Regions from separate parts of the Homo sapiens genome. Here region 2 is linked to region 1. The links are chromatin contacts, found by Hi-C or POLR2A ChIA-PET in ENCODE. All regions are on one chromosome and are shown on one strand. The core of a region is the stretch at or near the end of the contact, and the rest is flanking DNA. Distances in the headings are between cores, read along the strand shown. Region 1 overlaps MACROD2 (mono-ADP ribosylhydrolase 2). Region 2 overlaps MACROD2 (mono-ADP ribosylhydrolase 2).

The links. Hi-C counts contacts between places; a loop is a spot of excess contacts on that map. ChIA-PET counts read pairs that join two places held with the same protein, here RNA polymerase II (POLR2A). Pooled maps may share reads with other maps.
Region 2: a map of PC-9 shows a loop between it and region 1 (11-fold over the local background). The contact joins two enhancer-like sites. A Hi-C loop is called at or near these places in 3 of 168 maps with a recorded cell type or tissue (HepG2, MCF 10A and PC-9) and 2 of 50 pooled maps. POLR2A ChIA-PET finds 5 or more read pairs at or near these places in 1 of 52 experiments (HepG2).

The regions. Positions count from the first base shown.
Region 1 is chr20:14,876,707-14,883,136 of GRCh38, forward strand. All of the region lies in intron 5 of MACROD2 (mono-ADP ribosylhydrolase 2), which reads left to right. Among named protein-coding and RNA genes, the nearest start is that of MACROD2-AS1, 50 kb to the right of the region's middle. Within about 2 kb of position 2,350, at least 4 of the 41 ENCODE cell types and tissues checked have a DNase peak (open chromatin) inside an H3K27ac peak, as active enhancers do; they include PC-9, where a contact is called at or near this core.
Region 2 is chr20:14,982,882-14,989,311 of GRCh38, forward strand. The region is part of intron 5 of MACROD2 (mono-ADP ribosylhydrolase 2); the gene reads left to right. Among named protein-coding and RNA genes, the nearest start is that of MACROD2-AS1, 57 kb to the left of the region's middle. Within about 2 kb of position 3,335, at least 12 of the 41 ENCODE cell types and tissues checked have a DNase peak (open chromatin) inside an H3K27ac peak, as active enhancers do; they include PC-9, where a contact is called at or near this core.

The DNA.
Region 1 (6,430 bases), core at 1,100-3,599:
TTTATTCGGTAGGGAATCCTTTCTCTTAATGGTTTTTGTCAACTTTGTTGTATGTCAAATGGTTGTAGGTGTGTGGCTGTGTTTCTGGGTTGTCTGTTTTGTTTCACTGGCCTATGCATCTGTTTTTGTACCAGTACCATGCTGTTTTGGTTACTGTGGTCTTACAATATACTTAAAAGTCAGGTAATGTGATGCCTCTGACTTTGTTCTTTTTGCTTAGGATTGCTTTGGCTATTCAGGCTCCTTTTTGGTTTTGTAAGAATTTTAGAATCAGTTTTTCTAATTCTGTGAAAAATGATGTTGATAATTTGTTAGGAATAGCAGTGACTGTGTTTGGGCAGAATGGCCATTTTAAGGATATATACTCTTCCAATCCATGAGCATGGAATGTTTTTCCATCTGTTTGTGTCATCTGTGATTACTTTCAGCAGGCTTTTGTAGTTCTCCTTGTAGGGATCTTTCACATTTTGGTTAGCTATTTTCCTAGGTATTTTATTTTTCAGGTGGCTATTTTAAGTAGGATTACATTCTTGATTTGGCTCTCAGGTTGAATATTATTAGTGTGTAGAAATGCTACTGATTTTTGTGCATTGATTTTATATCCTGAAACTTTGCTAAAGTCATTGTTCAATTCTAGGAGACTTTTGGTGGTGTTTTTAGTGTTTTCTAGGTATAGAATCTTACATCAGTGAAGAGAGACATTTTGACTTTTTTTTCCTATTTGGATGCCTTTTATTTCTTTCTCTTCCCTGATAGCTCTGGCTAGGACTTTCAATACTATGTTGAATAGGAGTGGTGAGAGAGGGCATCCTTGTCTTGTTCCTCTTCTTAAGGGGAATGCTTCCAGCTTTTGCCCATTTAGTGTGACATTGGCTGTGGGTTTGTCATAGATGGCTCTTGTTATTTTGGGGTATGTTCCTTCAATGCCTAGTTTCTTGAGGTTTTTTTGTTTTGTTTTGTTTTGTTTTATCGTGAAGGGATGTTGGATTCTATTGAAAGCTATTTTTGCATCTATTGAGAGGATCATATGGTTTTTGTTTTTAGTTCTGTTTGTGTGGTGAATCACATTTATTCATTTGCATATGTTGTACCACCCTTTCCTCCCTGGAATAAAGCCCATTTGATCATGGTGAATTAACTTTTCTGTATGCTGCTGGATTCAGTTTGCTAGCATTTTGATGAGGATTTTTGTGTCTACGTTCATCAGGGATATTGGCTTGTCGTTTTCTTTTCTCACTGTGTCTTTGCCAGAATTTGGTATCAGAGTGATGCTGGCTCCATAGAAGGAGTTAGGGAAGAGTCCCTTTTCCTCAAGTTTTTAGAATAGTTACACTGGCTCTTCTTTTGTACACAACTTTATAAACATACCTGTAAGCGTAATTTTGCAAAGATCTTTCATTCATCAAAGAGAATTCCTTTGTGAAGTAAAATGGTAAATAGTCTAAGCATCTTGCTTTCAACTTGACTCAGAGCCAAATGTGTGTAAGCATTGAGAGGGTTTGCCATTTTACATTCCTTAGTCTGAAGAAGGGAAGAAAGAGAACATCCTTAAACCCTAAAAATATTACTTGGCCTGTATGGCATTTGTACGCAAAGGTAGAATCTGAGACCTTGCATAAGATTTACTGGAAATGCTACATCTCCATGAAAGACTACATCAAGAGTGTCAAAGCATGATTAGTTGGGGCACATTCATATTTTTTTGTTAGGGAGTCTATGTCCTCTCTTTTATGTATTGTTTGACGTCAGATGCCTTTAAAGTAAAACTATAAGAATTATTAGTCATTTGATGAGAAGTAATAAATGTTATATAGAGAAACATTACAAAATAGAGATAGACTCAGGATAGGGGACCATAGAGCATACAACCATGAACACATATCATTTGCTTAAATTAGTTAAAACACAAAAGCAAAATATTTGAAATAGTCAAAAGAACATTTTCAATTCTACCTAATAATTTATTGGATGAATTCTTTTATTTTTTTAAATAGTTTACTGGCCGAGTTGATAATATGATCTATCCTAGTTATTAACCAGCAGAATTTTAATTTAGTTTTCAAGGTTCTCCATGGTCTAAACTCAACATGCCCTTCCAGGCTCAAATTACACTCTTCCAGTTCAAAGGCCCATCTGAAATGGGCTGCTTCTATTATGTTGCCCAGGCTTTCTTATCTCTAGCTCTTTGCCCTGATACCTTTGTCTTTCTACTTGGAGTACCTATTCTTTCCATCTTTAATACCCCACCTTCATTAAATGACCCTTTCTAATTACTTCCTGCATGCTTCAGCCAGATGTAATCTCTTCTCTCTGATTATCACATAACACTATTTTGTGCTTCTGTGGTTTTCACCTTACTCATCTCTGTTGTACTGACAAATGGACTGTGAGCTCCGTATTTTTTATCTTCACCCTTATGCATTGCGTAATTAAAACCTTGTACACAGTACAGGTTCAGCAAACACACACTGAATAAATTAATAAGTAGGTGAATAGTTTTGTTGTTTACATTCACTAACAACCCATTCTGATTCATGTTTACATGGACAGAAAAAGAATGAGTTGATTATTAACTAAATTTAATGTATGTCATCTGTATACCTAAATTCTTTGGGTTAATATTAAAAAAGTATTCTTCCAAGTTAGCATGAATTTGACCTATCTTTTAGAGTGTTCAGATTGGTTCACTCATGTTGACATTAGTCAGTTTTGAAATTCAGACATAAAGGTATACACATATAGATTTGACATTTGAGATTAACTTACTTTTTTCCAGTTAGATTATGGAAGAGATAAACAATGACTCAGAGGAAAATGGAGAGGCTATAGAGGTGAAATACTGTAATAATGTGGCTAAACTTGCTTGAGAGAAGATGAGACATAAGCCTGCTTTGTTAGTCCTTTCATAGAGAAATGACTCAGCACTGTTAGAGAATATGATGAGGTTACATTGTTCTTTCATCACAAACTGTTGAGTTAATGGTGGCATATATAGAGTATAGCTCTGATTCATAAGACAATTGGTCATTGTGCTTCTCTCTTTTTATTTTTTAAAGCAAATTAGTGCTTTAAAAGAGCATAGTAATCTGGTTCTTTTCATGAAAACTGATGATTAAAAACAAACTACGAAAATAATTTTAAATACACCTGGGTTTCCAAATGGACAGAGGTTGTTGAAAGTCATTTTTAAGTTCCTTCAAAGCTACAAAGTCTATGTGTTTCTCAAATTATCTTTTGCAAATCTTAGTAGGAATTAAACTTGTGCAAATCCAACCCCTGGCTCTTTTTAGCCTCGTGAGAGCAGAGTATGCATCGTGCTTTCGTTTTGGATGAGAAATATACAAACTGTGTGTTGACTGGTGGAAAGCAGAACAATGGATCTCAGCAAATTGTATCATGCCCAGCTCTGACTTGAGACGCAGAATCAATTCATTTTCAGTGTCATGACAGGATCTGAGATAGAAGTGAGTCTCTTGTTGCCATCATGAGAAAAGATACGTATGTCCACAGTTTTGGGGAGAGGGAGCATGGGAGCTGGGTGCTTCACTGCCAACACAGCCTCTGATCACCTGATATGTTACAAAATCAATTTTATCTTCTGCTGCATTTCATGTGACAATTCAAAGAGCAACATTTGTTTTTCTACTCTTTACATTCTCAACTTCCATGGAGGCATAATTGCCATGAGTTAAAGCTAGGAGGAGAGTGATCACTGCACACTGATTTGGATATAAAATCTATGGCCATTTGAAAGGGAAACCTTCAAGAGCCCACGTAATAAATCCCCGAGGAACTTAAGAGAGATGAACTGTACCTAATTGCATCTGACATGGCTAAAACACAGGGACCTCTCTAAAGAGTGTGAGGGCAGGTCCCCAAATCCTCTGCTCAGCACTATTCAAGGTTCAGAAGAATTCATGCATTTAGCTTATCTACAGCTATGTGGCAAAACACCCTTCAGCTGCAGTCAGCCTCCCTCTAATGACCAATGAGGAGAGGCCAAAAATTAAAGTTGTATAATCAGAGATTTTAAAGACAAACTGAAAAGAACTGGTGGAACCGTCTAACTTATGCCTTGGAATGGCATGCATTATTTTGTATATGATTTTGGGCCTCAGAACACAAACACAACTCCCTCCACAAAGGGGATGAGTTTGCTGGGCCAGAGTGGCCTCTTGTTGCTGGGAGCTACTGCCGCCCAGCGTGGGCAGCTGCAATCACAGTGCCCCTATCCCTGCCTGAGTGGTCCTGGAGGGTTGGAGAGCTGCGTGACTCCTCAAGACCTTTGTCACTAGCCTGTGTAATGCCTGTGCATGAGTCCTTGAAAGCAAATCCCCCAATTAGGGCCTACATGGCCTACCCTGAGGAGGGAAGAGGTGCAATACATGTTGCTTTTAACAATTCTTCATCAGGAATGAGAGGATGTTGCAATGGAAAGGAAAATATTAATTCCTGCTAGGCCCTTGTCAGTGGGATCTTCTCCCATTCTCTTCCTGCTGGAATTACAGATCCATAGGTTTTGGAGCCAGTCAGCCTGGGTTCTTTCATGCATTCCCTTCTTCTGGTGGGCTTGACCATACTAGATATCAAATACTGTGACTCAAAGTTCTACCACCTCTGTTGACTTAAAGGTCAAACCTAGAACAAGCCTTGGTCTCTAGGTCTAAGAGGCAAAATAAAAGCTGGTGAACCTTCTTACTGACAAGGCACTTGACTTCCCTGTGCCTCAGACTTCAAATCTATAAAACGAGACTCACTGTTCTTATCTCTGAGGTTTATTGCTTGGAATTGAATGGGGTAATTCATAAATTCCCTAGCCTGGCACCCCACACACGGCCTCTTCAAGAAGTTTCGGGGTAGCTCTCTTGCCAGTCAGCTGAGAAAACCAAGCAGTGAGAAGAGGGTCATATATTGACTTGGTTTTCATGCTGACAGGCTTTGGCATCTCCTCAAGCTTGTCCATACTCTACAGTGGCATTAAGAGAGTAGTGTCCTGCACTTGTGTTTGAGCACTGTGGAACATTCCTCAGGAGTTCTGGCTGAGATGCATGTGCCCCACCTTTTCCCAGAACCAGGGCCCTCTAAGTCTAAGTCAATAAAGGGACCAGGGGAAGTTCCTGGAAATTCTGATCCAATTCAAGTCCCTGCTACCTAGGTTTACCTCTTGCCTGGCCTGTCTCCCCCTAATTTCTCAGGAGTAGACTTCTATTTGTATAGTGTTTATATGGGCCAACATTTGCATATGTTCACGCATGTTATCTTCACAGCAATTCTAAAAAGACAATTAACTCTTGTTATGTCTGTTTATAAAAGAGGAAATTGAGGCACAGAAATGTCAAGTCACATGAACAAATCCCTACAGGAACCATCTTTAATAAGTGTCAAAGTAAGGAGTCAAGCTCAGGCAGTCATGCCCTTATCCCACAAATTTTGAGATTCTGCCATAGCCAGGTTTATGCCTTGCTTCTCACTTGTGATGGACTTTCCAGAGCTTGGCCCAGTCACTGAAACATGGCAAACATTGTCAATATTTGATGAGTAAAGACATGAATGAATGATGCTTTTGCAACTATCCCATTCCCTGTGCACTCACTGAATTTTTCTTCCCCTTTTTATCATCGCAGTGTTTGAAAATTTTACTTCCTTATTTTACTAGATATATCTTTGTCTTTACATGTGTCATCTCTCAACCAGATGTAAAAGGTACTTCCCTGAAGGGAAGAAGCATGTTTTATACCTGTTATGTAACCTCCGTAAGAATAGCTGAATACTCAGTTTGTGACACACAAAAACCCTAAAATAACTATCTAAATAGATTGGGAAGTTGGGTTGTTGAGATACAGAAGATTTACTCTTCTTCCCAACTCATCCCTTCTCTTTGCTCCTTCCAATAAAATGCTATTTGGTTGAATAGTTTAAAGATGGAAAACCATTTAAGGTTAAAACAGATGAATAAGATCATTCTAAAGAAGCAGAAAGGCGTTCAGACCGTTAAGTTGAATAGATCAGAGTACGGCATTGATTCTGGCTGTAAGATTTCAGGTCACCAAAGGAAATATGTTGGATTGCATTATCTCCATTTTTTTTAAAAATAAAGTTTAGATCGCTCCCTGAAGATAAAATTACTCTTGGAACTATATTCAAGAAGGACTTAAGTATGTAGACCTTATGTAACAGATGTAAGAAACAATTCCACCAATGCTGATATTATGGAGACACCAACATGCCCTCTTACATAAGCCATAAAAGTGGTGAGAATGGCCACATTTTTGTGATGGGGTGTTTGGAATTAATTCATCTTCATGAAACAGAGGCCACATCATATTCTTGGTCATGAGTAATGATGGTAATACTGTTTCTCTTTCCTTTGAATCACTTACCTATCCATTGACCTAACATGTTTTAAATACCACAAAGGAGTAAGATTCTC
Region 2 (6,430 bases), core at 2,085-4,584, 110 kb after region 1:
TATCCTCCAGACCCCAGAATGGTAGATCCACTGACAGCTTGTACCATGTGCCTGGAAAATCTGCAGACACTCAATGCCAGCCTGTGAAGGCAGCCGGGAGGGAGGCTGTACCCTGCAAAGCCACAGGGGTGGAGCTACCCCAGACTATGGGAACCCACCTCTAGCATCAGTGTTACCTGGATGTGACATATGGAGTCAAAGGAGATCATTTTGGAGTTTTAAGATTTGACTGCCCTGCTGGATTTCAGACTTGCATGGGCCCTGTAACCCCTTTGTTTTGGCCAATTTCTCCCATTTGGATCAGCCATATTTACCTAATGCCTGTACCCCCATTGTATCTAGGAAATAACTAACTTGCTTTTGATTTTACAGGCTCATAGGCAGAAGGGACTTGCCTTGTCTCAGTTGAGACTTTGGACTGTGGACTTTTGGGTTAATGCGGAAATGAGTTAAGACTTTGGGGGAGTGTAGGGAAGGCATGATTGGTTTTGAAATGTGAGGACATGAGAATTGGGAAGGGCCAGGGGCAGAGTGATATGGTTTGTCTCTGTGTCCCCACCCAAATCTCATCTTAAATTTCCATATGTTGTGGGAGGGACCTGGTGGGAGGTAATTGAATCATGGGGGCGGGTCTTTCCTATGCTGTTCTCGTGATAGGGAATAAGTCTTAGGAGATCTGATGGCTTTAAAAATGGGAGTTTCCCTGCACAAGCTCTCTTCTCTTGTCTGTCACCGTGTGAGATGTGCCTTTCACCTTCCACCATGATTGTGAGGCCTCCCCACCAACATGGAACTGTAAGTTCAATAAACCCCTTTCTTTTGTAAATTGCCCAGTCTCGGGTATGTCTTTATCAAGTGTTAAAGTGGACTAATACAGCATGCTAATATGTGTGTGTGTGCATGCCTACACTTGTGTGTTTTAAATAAATAAAGGTCCTCCAATAATGGTAAGTAGTAATGATACTGGTAATATGAATGGTAGTCTGTCAGTAGTAATGAAGCCTTTGTTCGGGAAATATGACTTTTGAAATGTAGAATTCATGTCAGTCATTGGAATAGACTAGTACCTTTGACGTGCAGAAGCCAATCTGATTGCTAAGGTGAAGCTCATAGCCTAGACTTGGTTCAGGGGGACTCCCTCCTGCTATTAAGGTTAGAACCAGGGTAGAAGTTGGCTGCTGCTTCAAAGGGCTGGAAACTCTGAATACCTACTTAAGTACAATAGCCCACTCCTCTGATAAGCTGTGATTGGTTTGCTTTTTTCTCCCTCCAGCACATGATTTTGATTTTACTCCTTTCAGCTTTAGAGCTGCCTTAAAGATTAATTTAATCTAATTTCATATTGGTTATAATTCTGGAGTTTGTAGGTAGGAGAGTACAATGAGGTTTTTAAGATGGCCCCTGGGATGTTCTTGGGCGGAGAACTAGTAGTAGCAGGATTAGTGACAAAAGGCAATAGGTTTTTGTTTGTTTGTTGGTTGGTTAATTTTTTTTCTGTTTGTTTACTAAAATGCAGATTTCACCAAAGCAAGAATATCCGGAATAGTCAGGATGTGCTTAGTCAGTTACCTCTGTGGGCGGATGCTCCCCTTGCTCTTTTTTCCTTTCCTTTTATTGGTAACTTGTAATCAGCTGCTACTTTAGTTTAATGAGAAAAATAACAGTTTACATTACATCTAGATTAAAGAAACTGCTAGACGAACAGGGGTGGGCAAGTTGTCAATGGCATCTAATAAATAGTAGTAAGTAATTAGCACAGGTCTGATGGATTTGAAGGAAAGTAAAAAACTAGGGAAGAGGAATTGTGGATTGGGGAAACATAGCTGTAATTTGAGAATAACACATCAAGAAAATAAGAATGAAGCACTGAAGTCAGAGATCTGTGGGGACTGTGTTGGGGAGAGGGTTGGGGGCATCTCGTCTGAGGAACAAATAGAGTAGAGGAACATCTCATGCTGGGTTTGTACTCTGCTCACCCTGCTCCACTCCACCTCTCAGGCTTTTGGTTTTATCAGATTGTGTCTATAACAAAGCCAGATAAAAGTGACAAAGAAGTGCAGTTCAAGGTTCTGCTGTCCTTCCCTTGTCTCTGGGAGTTAGCAAGTCACCTTTAAATGAGAAAACAGTGTGACCTTACGTACTTCACACGGCCATTCTGAGACAAAGTTGGAGAAGTGTCATGCATCACTGCACTCTTCTAAGGGGTGGAAGGAATCAAGCATATTCCAGACCTAGGAGGGATTTCTTAGGAATTCACACTGATGTAATTTCAAAACTCCCAAGACAGCCACCACTTGTCTGGCATTAGCTAACCTATGACACTTCACTCAATTGCATTTTGAGCTCCTGACTTAGTTCATTCAGTAACGTTTTTGCCCCAGGATGCCAAAGCAAACACTGGTCCTGAACTTTGCCTCTTGAACTACATTCTTCACCATGATGCCCTTCCAAATTCCCTATAGATGTTTTCACTACTGGTGTGTACAGGAAGGAAGTTCACTTTGACTAATAACCAACTCTGTTATTTCTAGTGGAGTGATCATTTGTCTCTTCTGTCCATTGGCCTCCCTTTGATTCAAGCAGTGGGGTGTGTAGAGGAAGCTCTGCATCCACTTGACAAGCCTTTTAGGTCCCAACAGCAGTGGACTCCTTATCAGGGCTACTCATAAAAGGCTAACCTTCCAAAGGAAACTTGTCAGGGCTCAGCTGTTGGCAAGATGGATTAACAAGTGCTTCCAGCTAATGGAGTAGACATTGGTGACTTAATGAGGGTAGTTTGAAATCTTAGCTGTATTCTCTTATTCTTTTTTTTTTTTTTTTTGAGGATGATAAATGAGTTTAGTTCTTTCTTAGCTAAGAAATGCCAATGATTTATTTTTATTATTCTTATTTTTATTTTTTATTTTTTAGAGATATGGGGCCAGGGTCGGGGGCAGGGAAGGAAGGGAAGTCTCACTAGGTTGGCCAGAATGGTCTCAAACTCCTGGCCTCAAACAATCTTTTCACCTGGTCCTTCCAAAGTGCTGGGATTACAGGTGTGAGCCACCTTGCCCTGCAGAAATACCAATTATTAAAAACTCAGAGGTTGTAGTGCAACATATTTGGGAGTGGTCACACCCCATGGCCTTTGATTTTAGTCTGAAGATTGAAAATAACCTTTGGATTTTACCTTGACAAGGAAGTTGTTCCTCAGTGGACACAGACATCATAGTTGGCATAGAAACAGCTGTTGGGTTATTCCTGGGCCATTGAAGACATGGCACCTGGCCCAGTCTGAATGGTTGTTCTCTCCTGGTTGCTTGTTTAAATAAAGGTTAAGCAAAAATTCTTTTTTGGTTTTGATTTCAGGAAGAAATAAGGGAGTGACTGCAATGTTATCTGAAAATGAGCATTTCCTGTTTCCTCAGGCATTTCTTTATGACCCCCATTAAAGTTAATGAATAACCAAGTGTCTGACACAGTTGAGCGTAATATGCCTCACCTAAGGTTCCCGGTGGCTGCACATTTTTGTGGGAAATGACCTTCAGTTCCTGCAGATCCATTATTAGGCAATCTCTTAGTTATAGACTTTATCTTCCCAAAACATTCAAATCACATATTAGCCAAATCACTTAGATACCGTCCTAAGTGCTGGAACTCTTTAAGTCTTGTTAGCAGAAAAGGCTAAAGTTTAGGTAAATAAGCAGATCTGTTCCACAAATGATTCCTCACCTTAGGTATTTATGAAAAAGCTCTGATAAACTTTTGAAAGCAGAAAAAGACGTTAAAAAATCTTACTGTGAGCCTGAAAACATAAACATAAATCAGCTAAAAGATAATTTGCCTTAATAGGTAGTGGGCGATGGGGGAGGAGAGTGATCAGGGCTCACCCTGGCAAAATTGTCTCTGCCGGATGTTTCAGGTTCGCCTTCTCTCCCCGTCACCTCCTCAGAATCTTAGGAGACCACATAGGATCAATCCTTGTTCAAAGGCAAAGGCAAAAAAAGTATGACTGCAAATATGTGAAGTACGATTTGGCACGGAGTTCATTTTGGGACCCTAAGTCCTCTAGGCGGTACAGCTATATATTGCAATGGACTGAGTGTTTGACACACTTGCCCAGAACTCCTGCATACAAATGAGGAGTGGCATCCTTAACCTCAGGCAGTTAAATGTTCCATTCCCCTGAAACTACCATTTTCCAAAGAGCTTTGGAATTGTCTTAGGGCCTATTTAAATGCCATAGGAAAAAAGTTAATTTCATTTCTTTTTATGGTCCCATGTCATTTTTAACCCCTAGTAGTAGCAGTATTTCTAGCTGTTAAAAGTAAGTATTTTTGAGTCACAAATCTAACAATTGATTTGTGGCAATTTGTTTAACCTCCTAGAGCCACAGCTTACTTATTTCTGGAATGGTATGATAGTAAAATCTACCTTATGGGGCCTCTCTGAGGATTATGGATAAAGCGGTTAACACAATTCCAGGCAACTAGTAAGCATTCAAAATGTGTTACTATTATTACTGGGATTGTTGCCGCCGTTGTTATTAAACAACTTGTTCACATACCTTTTTTCACTCGACTTGGCTCAGAATTCTACCAGACTGTTCAGAAAAATCAAGTGTGTGTTTAATGTACAGTATTTTAAAGTCACAAATCCAGAGGCTTTTAAGAATAAGTTACAAGGTCTGAAGTGATTTTTGAAAGTACACTGAGCGGAGTAGATCCTGTTGAATATATTCCAGGCTCTAAAATGACTATTTCTAAAGGAGATGATGCTGTGGAATATGTTATAAAGGAACAAAAAATTACTTTACTCTGTAGACACATTTCATAGTTTTTGTGCAATTTTCTAGTTTCAACAGCTTGTCCAATATGTATTGAATATATATTCTATGAATGATATGTGCTAGATTCTCCTTGGGATGCCATGTTATAGAGGTCTTCAGAACGCTTTCATTAAGATTCATTCATATGTCAGGACTTAAGATATATATATATATAAGAAATCTCATGAACAGAAGTTTCAGAAATCAGTTCATTGCTTGCCTGAATTCAAGGAGAAAGAAGTCTTCAGAGTGAAGCTCTGGATCTAGGAGAGAATTTTCTCCTCAGCCTGTTTTCAGGAAGTGGCTTCTGTGTCCTCTGTGCTTGGAAATTGGACGATTTTGGTTAATGTGGAAGATCTTAATGAATACTTTCTAAGAGTAAGGCTATATACAGGTCAGGCACGGTGGCTCATGCCTGTAATCCCAGCACTTTGGGAGGTCGAGGCGGGCAGATCACCTGAGGTCAGGAGTTCGAGATGAGCCTGGGCAACATGGCGAAATCCCGTCTCTACAAAAAATACAAAAACTAGCAGGGCGAGGTGGCGTACACCTATAATTTCAACTACTCGGGAGGTTGAGGCAGAAGAATTGCTTTTACCTGGGAGGCAGAGGCTACAGTGAGTAGAGATTGTGCCACTGTACTCCAGCCAGAGAATGAGACTCTGTCAAAAAAAAAAAAAAAAAAAGGCTTTATAAATATCAATATCAAGTCCATCCCTCCTTGCCCTGTGTTTATGGGGAACAGTAGCAACATGGCCAAAGTCTTGCCCAAGGCGAGGTTTAAATTTTGCAGAGGCATTTGACTCTCTTACAGATTGTCTTCAAGAAACAGGAAGGAAGGGTTTCTTCAGAAACTCCTGGAGGAATCTATGTTTTTAAGTGACATTGATGCTTCATATGTTTGCCTCTGAAGATATAACTTGTTTTATTGGAGACTGAAACTACCTATTTGCTATATCTGAGAGGTTACTCATCAGTACCCACATCTGGCATTCGCACTGACCATTCTTTGTACAAGAGCTTGGTTTTAAAGGCCATAAATCTGATATCTACACTAGATTGAAAACTATCTAATAAAGCTCCTTCTCAAGCATAATTTACTACGGTGGGATGCTGATGAAACAGAAGGATTTACATATGAGTTTTATTTTTAAAAATTTATTTGTAACATCAATGTCCGGAATTTCTGCAGACATTTAAAATTATTGTTTAATATTTAAATTATTTATTCTAAAAATATACTTTCACATGGGGTATATAAATAATAAAGACTTAGATTAAAAGAAGAAACACAGGTAAGATTATGTTTATAAAAATAAAAACAATGTTTATGTAAGTAATTAATTAAAAAGTATTCTGTGAATACAAAGCAGTATCAAGATGTGTGTGTTTGAATTATATGGTTTTTTTTAAAAAGTATGTTACCATATAGCGACATATAGAATTTTAGCTTTTTTGGAAACAATCCCAATTATTTCATATATTACTTTTCTGGATGAAGGGATGGTATGGAATAATGGAATAATCAGTGGATATTCCTGATAATGTTTTAAAAATAGAGAAATATCCTGGGTGAAGAAAACTTCCTTTGGTGTTGATTTGGATCTGATTAATGATTTTGAT